Regions from separate parts of the Mus musculus genome. Here region 2 is linked to region 1. The links are chromatin loops, found by intact Hi-C in ENCODE. Cell type or tissue: heart. All regions are shown on one strand. Region 1 holds the start of Xylt1 (xylosyltransferase 1). Region 2 overlaps Xylt1 (xylosyltransferase 1).

Region 1 (8,000 bases):
TCATTTCCTTGATCTGACTTCCTGAGCTTTGTGACTGGTTTAGGGGTAACTTAGGACCTAAAAATTACTCTGTAAGAAAACGCTCTCTGCATCTTCTAAAAGAATCCTGGACTGCAGATGAATAAGTTACAGCTAGTCTAAGTCACAGAATCTAGGACTCTTGTGATGTTCCAGTGTGAACAGACACTGTGGGAGAAAGAGAGGAGAAAGGAAGAGAAAATTCTGTAGTGGTTGTTCTAGGTTGCTGGATCAAGCCATGCCTGGAGTTAGTGCTCTGCAATAACTAGTTCTACAATCCAGTAAGGCTTATTTTTAGATTGTTAAACCAGGTGTTTTATTACACAAACTATAAATATTCCCAACTGATATGCAGATAAGAGGAGACTGGTGAACCAGGGAGCTGCCTCTCCTCTACAGTCTCACTGTTGATGAAGTGGGAATGCCTCTGTCCCTGGCTGCAGAGCTAGAGGGGGCCCTGGAGCAGATTGTAGACTGTCAGGGTAGCAGGTTGGCTGAGGACACAGCTATCCCAGTAGCACTCTCATGAACCCACGGCTCCTTTGCAAATCTCTCTAGGGACGATGGTCATGTTTTCTTCTGAGATTCCATACCTACCTACACCTGACTCTCTGGCCTTCTAGCTGACTGTAGATCAGAGGCACCCTTTGTCACCTTGGGATGCTTGTACCTGATCCCACATCTGGCACACATCAGTGCTCTAATATGCTGGTGCAGTGGATGGAAGGGTCCACTTCTCGCCACTGTTGGCCTTGCTCTCTGATAGATTCTGTACATATCCACTCGCTTCCCTTTACAAACCAGGGTGATGTTTAAAAGGGCAGGAGACAAAAGACCAAGAATTCGCTGTAAGTCCCCAGCTCACTGACATAGGTAGACATCAGTCCCATTCACATGCAGACATTAATAGATGCTATGTATCAAAAGGGGAAGTCTATAAGACTGAGTCAGAGAGAGCTGGATGAAGTTTGAGTTCAGAGAGATTATTCCTTCCAAACTCTCACTGACAGAGCTCAGAACAAGGTCAAGGGGGACAGTCTTGGTGGCTCAAGGTCACCAGTCAGTCCAGGAAAATGCTTCTCCTTATAAAGCAAGGCTGGGCTGACCCAGCTCTGAATCTAGTGCACACAGCAAGTCAGACATCAGGAGGGCGGATGGTAAGAAGGGCGTTAAGGGAGGGAGGCTCTGTGGCTGGGAGGGAGACTTCAGCTTGTGGCCAGGGAGGGTTGGAAAACTTCTTTAGCCACCAAAGCATTCACTTGCCAACTGGATTTGGAGGATGTTGGATTGTGAGTCTTTGGGGACCAGAGAAGTGAGTCAATGAGCCCTGAATCTTTGGTTGGCCCTGGAAGGGGGGGGGGGTGACTCAGAAGTCGCAGTGCTTGTGCTGATTAACCTCGGCGAGTCATTGAGAACCTCCTCCCCATCGTTTCAGTCAGTGATCCAGGAATCCCAGGCTGCACAAGAGCCAGGACCTGTGACACTCCTACGTTTTCTCCCATCTCCACCTGCCAAGGTTTTCTCTCTGTGCAGCCAAAGATGCCGGGACGGAAAACTCCGCGCCTCCTGCAACTCCGCCTCCAGTTTTCTGCCACATGGAACACAGACTCTCAGGACCCTTCTTTCCCTTTTCCTGACCTCTGCAAGCTGAGCTGCCCTGTTGACTCTTCTATCCTCCACTTTCCGTCTCTCTACCCCTTGCACCGGCCTTTTCGCACCCGTACCTTGTTCCCACGCCTGTTCTGGGGGGTGTCTGTCTGCTTCCTTCGCCTCCACCCCCTCCCTCACCTTCTCCTCCCCACGCTGCCCTCGGCTCCTCCTCCAGGCCCCGCCCTCTGCTCAGGGCCCGCGTCCCTAGTGGCCCCTTCCCCAGCCCTGGTACCCCTAACGCCCGCCCTAGAACCCTGGGGGTTGGGTTGGGGACCCTGACCCAGGGAAAAGGGAATCTCGAGGGGCCAGCTCCCTTCCGAGCCGTGTCCCCGCGCGCGCGCGCCGCGCCCCCTCCGCGGCCTCCCCGCGCCCGCCTCCCGCCTTCCCCTCCTCCTGGTGACGTCCGGGTCCCTGCCCGTCTGAAAACTCCGCGCCGCGGCGGTGGAGGAGGCGGCGGCGGCGGCAGAGGAGGAAAGGGAGGAGGAGGTGGTGGAGGAGAGGAGCAGGAGGAGGAGCAGCGGCGAGCCCGGGCGACGTCGGCGGGGCCCGAGCGCGGAGCCCCCGGGATAGAGCGCGCACCGGGGTGTCCCGGCACCCCGCTCGCCCCGGGCCGCCGCGGAAGATGGTGGCGGCGCCGTGCGCCCGGAGGCTGGCGCGGCGCTCGCACTCGGCGCTGCTGGCGGCGCTCATGGTGCTGCTGCTGCAGACGCTGGTGGTGTGGAATTTCAGCAGCCTGGACTCCGGGGCTGGAGAGCAGCGGCGCGCGGGGGCAGCGGCGGGAGCAGCCGAGCAGCAGCAGCCCGCGGCCCCGCGCCGGGAGCGCAGGGACCTGGCTGCCCATCTGCCCGCAGCCCGCGGAGGACCTGGAGGCCGAGCCGGCGGAGGAGGAGCACGGGGAGGCGGCCCCGGAGGAGCCCGCGCACAGCAGCCTGCCAGCCGCGGGGCACTAGCCTCCCGGGCGAGGGTAAGGTGCCCTTTGGGAAGGGGATCTCGAGCCCCGCGGACAGAGAGACAGATGGGCGACCCTACCCATGCCTCACATTGGTCTTGGCCACACAAGTCCCGATATCCGAAGGGACTCTGCGCCCTGGCTGCCTCTGACTGCCCTGGCTGCCCTGGGCAGCTGCAGGGTCGTGCACTGAGCCGCGCTGCTCTGTGCGGAGTCTGAGGACCGCCCCCTTGGGGTCTGGAAAGTGAGCTCCAGAAGAGACTCGCTTTCTAGGGGGTCCTGTTTCCTATCACTCTTTCTGGGCGTCCTACTTGCTCTCTGGGTGGGGGCGTTGATGCCTCACTCTCCACTCGAGTACGTGCATCGGATCGTGACCGGATCCTCAGCCGCTGCTCAAGGGTAGTTCTCCACGCAGCCTCTTTGGTCTGAGCTGTTTGCTGTGGGCTGAGAATGAGTGTGTTAAGTCCTCCACCATGTCCCTGGTGCCCAAATCAACACTGGGTCTTGCAAGCCTGATCTGACTTTGGGTCCTGTTTTCCCCTCTGGGAATCTACTTCTCTCTCCACCTTCCCCAGTCCCCACCTTCCTCAGTCCCTAACCTTGCCATTTCTTGCCCTCCCTGACTTCACCTCCAGGTATTGCCCCTTAGTTCCAGCTGGCTGTCTCTGACTTGACATGGGTGGTCAGTTGCACTTACTGTCTGTCTGTCTGGCCACGCTATCACCACACCTCCCAGTGTGCTTTGCTCTTCTTGGATGTGAATAGTCAGGTCTCTGAAACTGTCTTCCAGTTCTATTAGTACCATCTGGTTGGCTAGGTGGGGCACCGGCTTGTCTTCCTCTTCTATCCCCAACTTCTTTGGGGTATCTGTTTCACCTTTCTCTGAGCTAGGAGGGCAGGAGATCTGAGTCCGTAACTACTGTACAGGGTCTCTGCTCTGCGTAGGAATGAGTGTCTGTCTGTCTTTGGGCTGGTGTGATATGCCATGTGATTCTCTGTCCATCATCCCAGTTCCCTGCAGAGAACTGCCCAGCATCTGAAGGACGGTAGCTACCGGGGGAGTGTTTCTAGGATCTGTAGGAAGGGAACAGTCCTTGTTATTGCTTGTCACTCCGGCAGCCCTTGCTGAAGACTGCCTAGACACAGCTACACAGCTGTGTCAGAAGTGCTTTCTGATGTGCTTAAGTTCTTCAGGATTGTTTTGACCCTTGTTGCCCGAGCACAGCTCTTTATGTCTGTGAGCTAAAGCAGTCTCAGGACTTGATCTGACAGAGCATTTGGCTGCTCTGTAGCTACCAAGGAGAAGTCTTACCCTCACCTGTAGTGATGCTTGTGCATGAGAACCTGAGCATTCTCAATGTCCCCAAGTCCAAGGGGACCCAGGCACTCACTGCCTTTGAACTCCTGGAGTTGATCATGTGTTCCAACTGGAAAAACAAAAAACAAAAAACAAAAACAAAAACAAAAACAAAAACGCTATTACATGTTCTTCCTAAAATTGGAGACCTACTGGGAGGTGGGAGGGACTAGGCGCACTTAGTGCTGGCCCAGTGTGGAAACAGGCAGGGTGGGGAGGGGACCATGGGAGGGACTCACTGTACCTTTTGCAAAGGGGATTCAGGAGGTACTTTCAGGGTACATAGACCACCTGTTGAGATCAGTGAGAGAATTATAAAGAAAAAAGCAGTTGGTTTCTTTCTTTCCCCACCGATGGTCTGAGCAGTGATGCACAACCCCTCCATGTGTGTTCACCTAGGAGTAATCTCTCATGTCCTAGCCCAGTCACATCAGGTTTGGAATCGGAAGGGCGGGGGTGGGGTGCCACTTCCCCTTTAAACCATGTTTTTAGATCCCCAGTCCTAGCAGCGGAGCTTGTCTGCAATTTTGCTTTTATCTGTGGGTTTAGGTGTATCCTCCCGACAGTGTCCTCCAATGTCTCCATTTTTTTTAGCTTCCAATGTATATGTATATGAATACATTTTGTGCTTTTTTTTTTCTTTCACTTTCCCATTCCTGGTAGCTCTCAACTGTCCGGTCCTGCTGGTCCTGGACTTTTTGTCATATGCACGGCACTCTCCTCTCTTCCTCCTGTCTCACATCCTGCCCCAGGAGCTGCAGTGTGCACAGGATGGCTAGAGCTAGGGGTCTGTTTGTCCTCCTCAAGGTGTGCCCACCCCAAGCCCTGCCCTTTCATGGAGCTCAAGGAGACCAGAAGGGGGCAGGCTGTTCCCAAAGTCCATCAGAGCTGGAGCTTGGGATACAGGCTGAGAGAGCCACAGACTGCTAACAACTTGCCATTCATTTTTGGACCCTGCCTGGGCTGACTGTATGCATGATGCTGCAAAGGGATTCAGGGTGGCATTCAGAACTAACACACTCTCTCTCTTTCTCTCTCTCTCTCTCTCACACACACACACAAACACACACACACACACACACACACACACATTCCCTGATATTTTTCCAGATGGCTTCTGCAAATACTGTGGAATTGTATGCTAGGACAGTGATGTTCGTTTCTGTGCTGTGCTTTGTGGCAGGCTGGAGTAGAGTTGGGTGAACAGTCATGGCTTCAGTGGGTGCGTGGCAATGGGTGTCAAGCAGCTGTTACGGCTAGAGTGTTTCCAAATCCAGACCTATCTGCTTCTCCTGGCTGCTTTCCCCTCTCCCAACTTCTGAACTGCGAGCCTTTTATTTTTGGAGAGCAGTGTCTAGGTACAGAAATTGTACCTGTGGCCGGGCAGTGGAGACACATAAGAGATCATGTTGATATGCAAGCAGGATCAGAGGGTGTGTGCAGGGATAGTGGTGAAATGGGCATCTCTGTAAAGGTTTGCTAGTGCCCCCTTTCCCTCTCAGCATCTCTGAGCATTTAAGTATTAGCTTGATGCAGATTACAGCAGAGTTCTGTAGTGGGGCATTTTCTCTGGGCCTCAGTAAGAAATGAACTTTACTGTGGTCTCGGAATATAAAACGGGAGAGCACTGAGCCATAGATGAAGGGGAGTAGTGGGGAGTGAGGGGCCTGTCAGAAAGACTAGCCAGCAGAAGTGCCTTTTTAGACTCGGGAAGAAATGAAAGCTGTAGGTGTCACACCTGTATCTTTGTTTCTCTTGCTAACGTCCCCATAGTCCCAGCGTCACTCAAGGTACTTAGTAAGTTTCCTTTAAGAAATCTAATGTTTTAATGTCCTTGCCTACTGTACGCGTACAGTAGAATGCCGTTTTTGTATGATCTGACCCCTTTGAAATGCTGATTTTTTTTTTCAGCAGAGATCCCTCATTCTTCACATTACTCAGATAACTCCGGACTCTTTCAGACATTAACAGTGACTTTGGAAGAGGGTTCCAGTGGCGTTGGAGGCAAAGCTTTTCTTTCAATCCAAATGTTTGCAGAGAGAACAGAGAGCGTTTGACGGCTGATTTGTTTCCTCCACACTTCCAGTGAATTATTTTGTCTGATCGAAGCAGACAAAAAAAAAAGCAGGCTTTGTATATAGAAGTGTGTATCTTTGAGCAATATTTATCTCACTGCAGATATGTCATCGTCTGCTTTACCACACACTGGGAATGCTAAATAAAATAGATAAGTAGCAGCCACTTAATTTAATAATAAGATAATAAATACAGGCTGGATATCCATTATCTGAAATACTTTGAAGGAGTGTTTCAAAATTTGGATTGTGAAAGATACTTTGGAATATTAGCATGTAAATAAAAAGATAGGGCGGGACCCAAGATTAAACCACACAAAATAATTAACCAAAATTATTGTTTTCTTTCTTTCTTTCTCACTCTCCTTTCTCTCACTCTTATTTCTTTCTTTTGCTCCTCCTGTTTCTCCTCCTCCTGGTCCTTCTTTTTCTTGTCTTGATGACTTGTCTAGCTCAGACTAATGTAAAAATCATGACCCTCCTGCGATTACAACTATGTGCAACCACACCTGGCTTGATCAATCTTATATACATGGCCTAAATGTAATTTTGTACTGATTTGTGCCTGCATTTTAACTGTGACCTGTCATGTGAAGCAGGTTTAGAATTTTCCACTTGTCGTGCTATGGCCGTGCTTGGGAAATTTGTGTTTCAGAGCACTTAAGAAGTAGGACATTTCACAGGTATATATGCATGTATGTAGTCACTTTCCTATTCTCTCAAGGCTATCAATTCACTAAAGAAAGTACTTTAAAAGGTTGGGTGGCAAAATGCTTGCTAATCTTTAAACAGGAGGCCATCTGAGGCTTAAAATTAATATTTTCTGGGAATTGTTTAACTTTGATCCATGTTCTTAACAGAAAAAAAAATAATGATTTGAGTTAGCACAGAAAGTTGATGTTAGTGTGTGTGTGTGTGAGTGTGTGTGTGTGTGACTTAGAATGCAAACTATTCTTTAGCCTACCTCTATAATAAGATTCTACCTGACTACTCTGAACTGCAGGCAATGAGAGGGGCTATAAATCTATGTGAAGAGAGTCTAGGATGCCCCTCCCCAATATAACTGTGCAGGGTGGGGTTTCTCCAGCCTATCCATTCTTCTTTACAATCTCTCTTCCCATTTTATTCTCCCCCTGACCCTGCCTCTGTGTGTGTGTGTTCATGTGAATGTAGGCATGTGGATGTGTGCATCTGGATATATGTATACATATGTGTGCATGTGTAGAGGCCAAAGATCAATGTTGGGAAGCCTCCTCTATCGCTGTCAAGCTTAAATTTTGAAACAGGGAGGCTCAGTGAGCCTGAAGCTCACTGATTCCAGCAGGCTGGCTCACCGATGGGCTCTAGGATCTGTCTATTCCCACCTCCTCAGTGCTGGGATTATAGATGTGTTCCACCGTCCCTGGCTTTTCACTGGGCTGCTAGAGATCCAGCTCAGGTCCTCTTGTTTGTACTGTAAGCACTTTACAACCCGAATAATCCTCCAGCCTCACATCTCTTCCTTCTTTTTTGTCCTTTTCAAGATGCATGAGTATTGTGTCTGCACAACAGAAGAGGATATCAGACCACATGAATCTATAGTTAGAGTGGATTTTGAACTGCCACGTGGGTGCTGGGAATTGAACTTAGTCCTTCAGGGAGAGCTGCCAGTGTGTTTAACTGCTGAGCCATCTCTCCAGCCCATCTCTTCATTTCTAATGATCGTCTACCAAAACAAAGGGCAAAGACTTTGGGGAAAGTGAAATGATTACATAACCAATACCACCTGTGACAAAAAATGATTTAAAGAGACAGAAGAGACGTGAGGTCTCTCACTGTACCTGAAGCTCATTGACCCACCAGGCTGGCACACTAGTGAGCTCCAAAACTCTGTCTCTCACCTCCTCCTCAGTGCTGGGATTACAGATGTGTCCCACCATGCCTGGATATGTGATAGACCCAACACAAATGT
Region 2 (8,000 bases), 79 kb after region 1:
CGCGCGCACACACACACACACACACACACACTAGCATACCTACATACATGCTTATACATACACACACAAGGTGAGTTTGAGCAAAAGAGCACTCATTGACACCATCAGCTGCGGACAGGAATGAATTCATGTTTGACTCACTATACCTCTCCCATGGCAAGAGGCCAAGATGAGAAAGCATAGCCCTATGTCAGGCACCCTCTTTGTCCTGCTGAACCTCAGTTCTTCATCTGTAGAGTGGGTCACTGGTCTCTGGGCTTCTTGCAGCTCCTGCATGCTCAAACTCATCAAGGAAAGAGCTATTTTCCTCATTTGGAACTCAGCAGGTAGATCCAGAGCTGTATACTGACAATACACCTTCTGAGCTGCATGGACCCAGTGTGAACTGGGATGAGCAAGTGTACACAACTAACAAGCATCGGGTGGCTCAGACAGACAGTATGTCATATGCTTGAGTCTTGGGGACTTCAGGGGGTTTGGATGTCTTTGGGACAGGAAGTTGATGAGACAGTGAACTGAGGTGTCCTGGGTCCATTCTACATAAGACACCGAACAATGGAGCGGAAATGTGTGATGGGTGGCATTGACAGAATGGTATTTTAGATGTTCATATATTTTGTTGGGTCTTGAAAGCTGGGACTCTTGTTCTTTCCCCTTCTCTTTCCTCTCCTCCTCTCTCCACTCCTCTCTTCTCTCCTTCCAGGGATCGAACCCATGGCCCTGAGCATACTGGGCACAAGCTCTTGTTCTGAGCTCCAGCTGCAGCCCAGTCTTCATTTCTCACAGCCCGCAAATGTCCGTGTCATTTTCCCAAGCTGCAAATTGACCTTTATCTAACCTAGATTGATTTTTTTTGTAGTCTTTTCATTTTAGACAGAAGAAAGGTATTTTACCAGACTTTAATATTCTGTCAGATGTCCCTTCTTGATTTTCTCATCGTCCATAACAATATGGAGGACTGAATAATTTGTAAAGCTTGCTGTGTGGGCGCAACCTCTTGGCTTCCGCTCTGTGGAAACTGTGATGATCCCTCTAAATGGAAAATAGAAATTATTGGAAATTTGCCTTAAAATCTCCAGCATGGTGTCTCACTGAGTGGCTGATCAGAGGAGCCTTAGCTCTGACTGTGCAAAAACCTTAGTGAATATTGCCATTGTGTCTGTACATACACGCTCCCCCATCTCTCTCTCTCTCTCTCTCTCTCTCTCTCTCTCTCTCTCTCTCTCTCTCTCTCTCTCTCTCTGCCTCGTCTCTCTGTTTCTCTGTCTCTGTCCCTGTCTCTCTCTCTCTCTCTCTCTCTCTCTCTCTCTGTGTGTGTGTGTTTGTGTGTGTGTGTGTGTGTGTGTGTGTGCATGATTATCCATGAATGCATGCATGTGCAGAAACCAGAGGACACTGCGTGCCCTGTCCCATTGCTATCTACCTTATGCCTCTGAGACAGGATATCTCACTGAATCTGGGCTAAGCTGGTGGCCAGAAAGCCCCAGTGACTTGGAGACAGGTACCTATGGCCAACCTCTGACCTACCCATACTTATGCACCTCCTCACACACATGTGCACACACACGGGTACTTCCACATATCTACATGCCTACCCCATCCTTCTCTACTGGATAGCGATGGCTAACCTGCATGCTTATTTAATGTGGCTGCTCATGAAATAGTCTGACTATTCAAACAGCTTGGTGGTGGTGCTTGCCTGGGGAGATAGAGACACACAGTTTTTTAAGGTCATCATTCTCTAACAGGGTTTGTGGACTATTTACACAGCATTTGCATTGTTTTAGCCATTATGATTGAACAAGAGATTACTTAGCACAAATAGGGGGGAGCTCTCATGTTATACTCAAGTGCTTGTCTATTTGACAGGAGGAGCCCGAGCCTCTGATGATTTGGGATCTGTAGGAGATCTTTCTGGGAGAATCCTTGAGCGTGCTGAGGGAATATTGTCCTAGCCTTAGAACCTACACATTGACTGAGGCTTCTTCTCTCTACTTTTGACATTGTGCCCCCTCACCCTCTCTTTCCAAATAGATTTTATCTTACTCTGTTAAAATGTGTGAGCAGTTTATGCTACCTGCCGAAAGCAGGGTCTTAATTAGCTTTAATTTTTGAAGTCTGCAGCTGTAAACTGTGTTGGAAAGATTGAAAAGATTAGCAAACTAGTAATAAGATAATTGTCCCTGAGAAACGCTGTTAGCATGTAAACACAGTTAGCAGGTGAGATCAGAGCCACTGTACTGTTCCCCCCACCCCCCTTTCGGAATTTAAAGCTGTGTCTGCGTAATTGATTATAAATGCAAAGTGTAGAAGTGAAATATGGAATGCTTTTTCTCTTACTCATCTCCTCCTCTGTTTCTCTTAGAAATCAAAGTTGGCTTGGGGGAACCTGATGCTGGCCACTTTCTACCTTCCTACCTAAATAACCACTGGATACTAGTACCAGGAGTGGGGTGATTCAGAAAAGTTTGAGAAGTGTGATAAAATAGGAGATGTGGAGATCTTCTAGTTTTTAGGATGGAACAGACTGTGAACAAATTCCTGTGTTTTATTTTATTTTATTTCATTTTATTTTTTCATGTGTGATGCTGGATACAAAACCCAAGCATTCATCTGATGTGTTAAGATGTGCTCTCCCACTGAGGCATACCCCTGGCTTTGGGAACATACTTAAGATTTATGGCATCCATATATGAAATATAGTCAATCCAGAACCTAGTTCATTAGCTATGTCATGCATCACGTACACAATAACCTTCCTGCTTTCACAACATAGATATTAGCTGACCAGTTATTCACTGCCATTTCTGCACAAACTTTTCTTTGTGAGGAGAATGTTCCTTACTTTACAGTAAGGGGACCATCCTGCCATACATTCTGGGTTCTAAGCATCTGTCTTCCATCTGCCTTTTGGATTACAAAGTAACATGGCTTGAGAGCCACTACATTCAGAGTCAGTAAACATTCATCCAGGGATTTCTGTGGTCCAGTCCCAAGCTGACTCCCTTAAATATTCAAGTAAAGAGAACAGTCCTCAGCTTTGGGAAAATGGGGCAAGTTGTCTAAACAGTAGCAACAAATCTCATACTATTGCATTTTTGCTTTATTGCATTTTATAGGTGCTATAGATTTTTCACACTGAAGAACTGTGGCAACCTCCCATTAGGCAAGTCCATGGGCACCAATAATCCCGGCGATCATTAGCATTTTTATCAACTGATTCTTTTTGTGTGCCTGCTTTTGGACATAATGCTATTGTACACTTAATGTAGTATCATATGAACATAACTTCTGTATGCATTGAGCATCCAGGAAGTTCATATGGCTGGCTTTTTTGAAATGATCACTTTGTTGGTGCCATTCGGTGCTGAATCTACAGTCTCTGAAGACCAGACATGTGTGGCTCAGGGTGAGAGGGCAACCATGGGCGATGCTCAATCTCTGGCCATATAGACTGCTCATAAGCAAGTATCCCTGGGTATATCACGTGCTATTCTTAGGCTATATCATCCTTGGACATTGTAGGCAAGTTTCCTTTATGCCCAACTCATTTTCCATTGTTCCTAGCTTTTCTCTAAGCTCAGTTTCTCCACAAGGCACGACTTGAGACCCACTAAGCTAGAGATTATGAACCCCAGTTCTCACTTCCACAAACCCCCTATTCATGCCACACAAGAGTATCCTAAGTAAAGAAATTGTGTTGGTATAGGTGCATTGGCAAACAGCTGGGCCCACCCTTCTTCTGAGAGGGGAGGTTGGTGTTCAGTTCAGGAGAGCAAATGCCTTTGGGAGATGCTGGATGCTTGTTACCAGAGCTTCAGTTTTGCATCTTTCCGTGAAAGTTGGCTTTCCATCTCATTCTTTCACTCCTAAAACCTCATACAGGGGGATCAAAGCACCTCTGAATTGAATGAGGCTCTCCAGTCTCAGTTCATTTGTTACTCCGCAAAACCTCTGGTAGCCACAGTCCCAAAGTGCCCTCCCCACAGAGGCTCTGGGACACTAGGGATAATTCCCACTGTGTAGTGAATGCAAACTGAGTCTTTAACTAGGGTCTGTGTCTCCCATTCTTTCGCACCCTCCCCTGCAGATGTCTCAGTGAAGTTCTGGGGAAGGAAGCACTTAGTCCTCTGAATGGAGCCCGCAGAAACACCAAGCACAGCATACATGTGAGCGGGCATCCCCCTCCCACCCAGCATAGAAAGGCACAGAAATAAAGAAGAACATTGTGGGCTTTGGCTCAGCCCAACAGGAATTAGCACAGAAGTTGTACCCTGGGTGTCAATTATCAACTTGCCTGGGGATCTCAGGCTCTTGCTTGACCTTGGCAGGAGGTCTGACAAGTTGGGCTTTCTGGGTGTAGAATTCAACGTTCAGAAACAAAGCCATTGAGATGGAGTTGAGGAGAGTTGCTTATTCACTGGAGAATGGAGTTCATTGTACATTGGGGTGCCCTGTACCCCCTTCCCTTCTCTTCCTCTTGCCTTGTCCTGTCCCTTTCTCCCAGCTGGAGCTTTGTGCGCAGTGAGCAGCACACTGTCTCAGACTGGGCTTTCTTTGGTCTTCCTGCCTCTGGGGGCTGTGCACGTTTTGGGTTCCTTGAGCCAAGTCTGTTGTCGTGGGAGATGAGAGCACTTCCTTCCAGTGAACAGCCCCACAGTCTGCAGGCAGCTGCAGAGGTGGCTGCAGGAAGCCAGCAGGCAGAGAACACCAGGAACTTCTTCCTGTTCTGCCTACTCCTGCCTGCTCCCTCTGCCCTCCTGACCCACATCCCTCTCCTCCCGCCTGACCCCCCTCCCACTCACAGTCCCAATGAGACAAGACCATGAAGCAGGGTAGATGATTCTATTGATAAAGTACTTGTAGCTGAGTTCATATGCCCAGCAGCCTGAAAAAAGCCTGGTGTATATTATATAGGCATCTGTTGTCCAGCACTGAGATGGAGACCGTAGTATCCCTGGAATTTGTTGGGCAACCAGTCTATCCAAATAGGCAAGCTCCAGGTTCAGTGAGAGCGATTGTAGAAGACACTTGATATCAAACTCTGGCCTTCACACATACAAGTACACACACACACACACACACACACACACACACACACACGCCATGAAGCCCAATGTAGAGGCTGATTATTCATCTGTCACCATGCTCAGACTGTTTCTGTCTCGTTAGAACCTGTTTCTCCTGTGAAGTCTACATGGCATGCATATACGTACAGGACATGAAGAAATGTACCCTGGGAATTCATTTCTGAGTCTGGGGCAAGATTGGGGTGTACTGGAGAAGTTGTCCACCAGCAACATGGGAGTTCGTTTTTCATGTGGACGTACGATAAACCATCCTCTGATGGTTGAGGAGTCACAAGTTCAGATGCTTCCTGGACACAGATAGGTGGACGGAACTGGCTTCAGCACAGAGTCCATCTCCAAGAGGCAGAAGCTGTGTGATTCTTACTGTGGCCCTGAGGCCTGGCTGCCTTTGCCACATCTGCTGACATCTCAACAAAAGGCATCCATTAAGATTGGGAGATGTCATCCTATATCGAAATGCCTGCGACTAGTTTTAAAAGGCTTTGCTCATCATATAGGCCAAAGCAGCCAGCACCCAAGTATTCTGGCTCGGTTTCCATTGTTGACTTTTTTTAATGACTATAATGGTAGTAAGGTTAAACCAGCATTTTGGGTTTTAACCAAGTCTCATGCCCATCTGAGCCACATTTCTACCTCTTTAAATTGGGAACAATACCCCAGGATATTTCTAGCGTGGAGCCCAATAAACAAATGATGTCACAAAGAATACTTCCTCATAGTAAAAATATAGAAAGAATTGTTCATGTGTCTAGACTTTAGGGGCATTTTGTTTTCTAAATGTCTGTCTGTCTGTCTTAGAGACAACTATGTAGCCTAGTCTGGCCTCAAACTTGCTATATAGCGAAGGATGACCTGACCTTGTGACCCTCCTGCAAGTGTCTCCCGACTGTTAAGATTGTAGTATGTTCCAGCATGCCCCTGTTTTGTGCAGTGCTAGGGATGCATGCTAAGTGAATGTTCTACCAGGGGAGCCACCTCCCCAGCCCCGGGAGAAACCTTCTGTCTCCCAACTGTTCTGTGAGAGTGGATTGATGATGTAATAAAATGTTGCGTCTACTTCTATTGCTGTCACTTGCTGATTGCGGTTCCTTTCAAGGACCACAGAATGAATGGTAGCTGGGAAGATGTCCACCATAGGGCTGGGGTGGCTTCACTGTAACTGGGGCTAGGATGAGACGGAGCTATATCAAATAAGATGTCCACTAGCACAATACACCAGGTCCTAATTTAGCCTAGCATACAGTAGGTATTGAATTATATCCTCAGCACTGAAAAATAAAGTGACAATTGTCATAAGCAGCAGCAGCAGTACCACCACCATCGTCAGTACCATCGATATCACAAAGAAATGGAAGAGGGTTCAGGAAGACAGGTTGGACCTTTTGCTGAGGTGTGCTGGCCTCTACACAGACTCCAACTGTAGAAAAACCATCTTTCTCCTTGGGCCCACAGAGTACCCATGTATTTTCAGCAGCTCTCCCATACCAGGGAGGAACCTTTGTCCATCCCAGAGCCTGGACAGCCTGGACTTCAAAGCTCTTTCCTTTCCTCCCTGCCCTCAGGATTATTGGGGAGTTTTGGGATTTTCTTGGGTTTTTTTGGTTGTTTTTTCTTTTTCCCTCCAGGGCTTGTGTTGGCATTTCTGTGTGTGGTCTCTTGGAGACATTGCACCCATGAAGCACAGCTGAATCAGTCTTCCAAAGCTGGGATGTGGTGTCTTTGGTACAAAAATATGTTCTGGTAATAGAAGAGCAGAAAAGAAGGGGAATGGGGAGACTGTGAAGGCTGAGAAATTTGTTTTGGCAAAACAGGATGAATCTGGGTCTCCATAACGTCTAGAAACTTGGATTCCAGGCTGAGGTTTTGGCAGCGTTGGAGATCAAACCCAGGGATCACATGCTAGGCAAGCGACCTATGGTTGGCTACATTCCCAGCCATACTGAATTTTGATTCAGACAGGAGGTAGCCCTTAGGAAATGCACGTCTTGCCTGGATCTCACACAGACTCACCAGAAAGCAGGGGGATACATTCAGTCAACCTTACAGAAAAGATAGAATTTATCTGTAATAAGTCTGTTCATTTGCTGTATTGAGATTCTGAAACCAAGTAATTAGTGAGCAATACCTGCATGGTGAGCTGGGGCTGTGGATCACTTAGTGCTTACCTAACATCTGTGAAGCCCTGGATTCAATCTCAAACATTGCACAAACCAGGCATGGTGGCAAATCCCAGTAAATGCCAGCACTTGGAAGATGGAAGCAAGACTACCAAACATTTAAGGTCATCCCTGGCTATGTAACAAGTTTGGAGTCAACCTGGGCTTCATGAAACCCTGTCTCAAAACCCATATTGCACACACACACACACACACACACACACACACACACACAGAGAGAGAGAGAGAGAGAGAGAGAGAGAGAGAGAGAGAGAGATGCGCACACACCCTCATAGGCCCCACCGAGGGATAGAGCTACATACCTAGAGCATCTGTAATTCTCTCTTTTGCTCTTCTTTTGTTCTTAACTTCAGACCTGAGGCTCGCATCCATACTGCCTCCCTGTGCCCAGGAATCGCTGATGAAAGGCGAAGCTGGAGGTGTGGCTTGTGTTTCCACTCCTGGCAGATGTTCTTGCAGGAAGAACTGAAAGGCCACATGTAGAAGTCCAGGAGTGAGCTCTCATCTGGGCTGCACTGGGTAGAGACTGAGGCTGCTACATGGTAGGGCCTCTTTGTGGACTACGTAACTCTTTTGTAAGGTGACAGTACTGCTCCTCAGAGGAAGGCTGATGCTATGACTTCCACTCTGGGCTAAGACTGAGCCCAGACTAGCAAACTGTATTTCAGTCCATTTTCACAGCAAGCATGGGTGGGGGGGATGGGGAGAGAGAGAGAGAGAGAGAGATTTTGCT

Evidence for each region. A loop is a pair of places that touch in the nucleus more often than their neighbours do. Peaks named below come from ENCODE experiments on the same cell type or tissue, not always from the same donor. Only the 100,000 strongest peaks of a DNase experiment are listed, where the experiment ranks them.
Region 2: it touches region 1 in a loop (2.4-fold over the local background); 12 of 42 quality-filtered maps call a loop at or near these places.

Annotation. Positions count from the first base shown.
Region 1 is chr7:117,378,889-117,386,888 of GRCm38, forward strand. Xylt1 (xylosyltransferase 1) reads left to right here and starts at 2,091. Exons shown (of 12, transcript NM_175645.3): 1 at 2,091-2,632. The coding sequence starts at 2,291. In heart, a CTCF peak has its summit at 4,823 (motif pointing right); DNase peaks (open chromatin) are centred at 1,303, 2,093 and 4,793; H3K4me3 peaks cover 2,756 bases; H3K27ac peaks cover 2,161 bases; H3K27me3 peaks cover 249 bases.
Region 2 is chr7:117,458,168-117,466,167 of GRCm38, forward strand. All of the region lies in intron 1 of Xylt1 (xylosyltransferase 1), which reads left to right. Among named protein-coding and RNA genes, the nearest start is that of Xylt1, 81 kb to the left of the region's middle. In heart, a CTCF peak has its summit at 4,582; a DNase peak (open chromatin) is centred at 4,614; H3K27ac peaks cover 312 bases.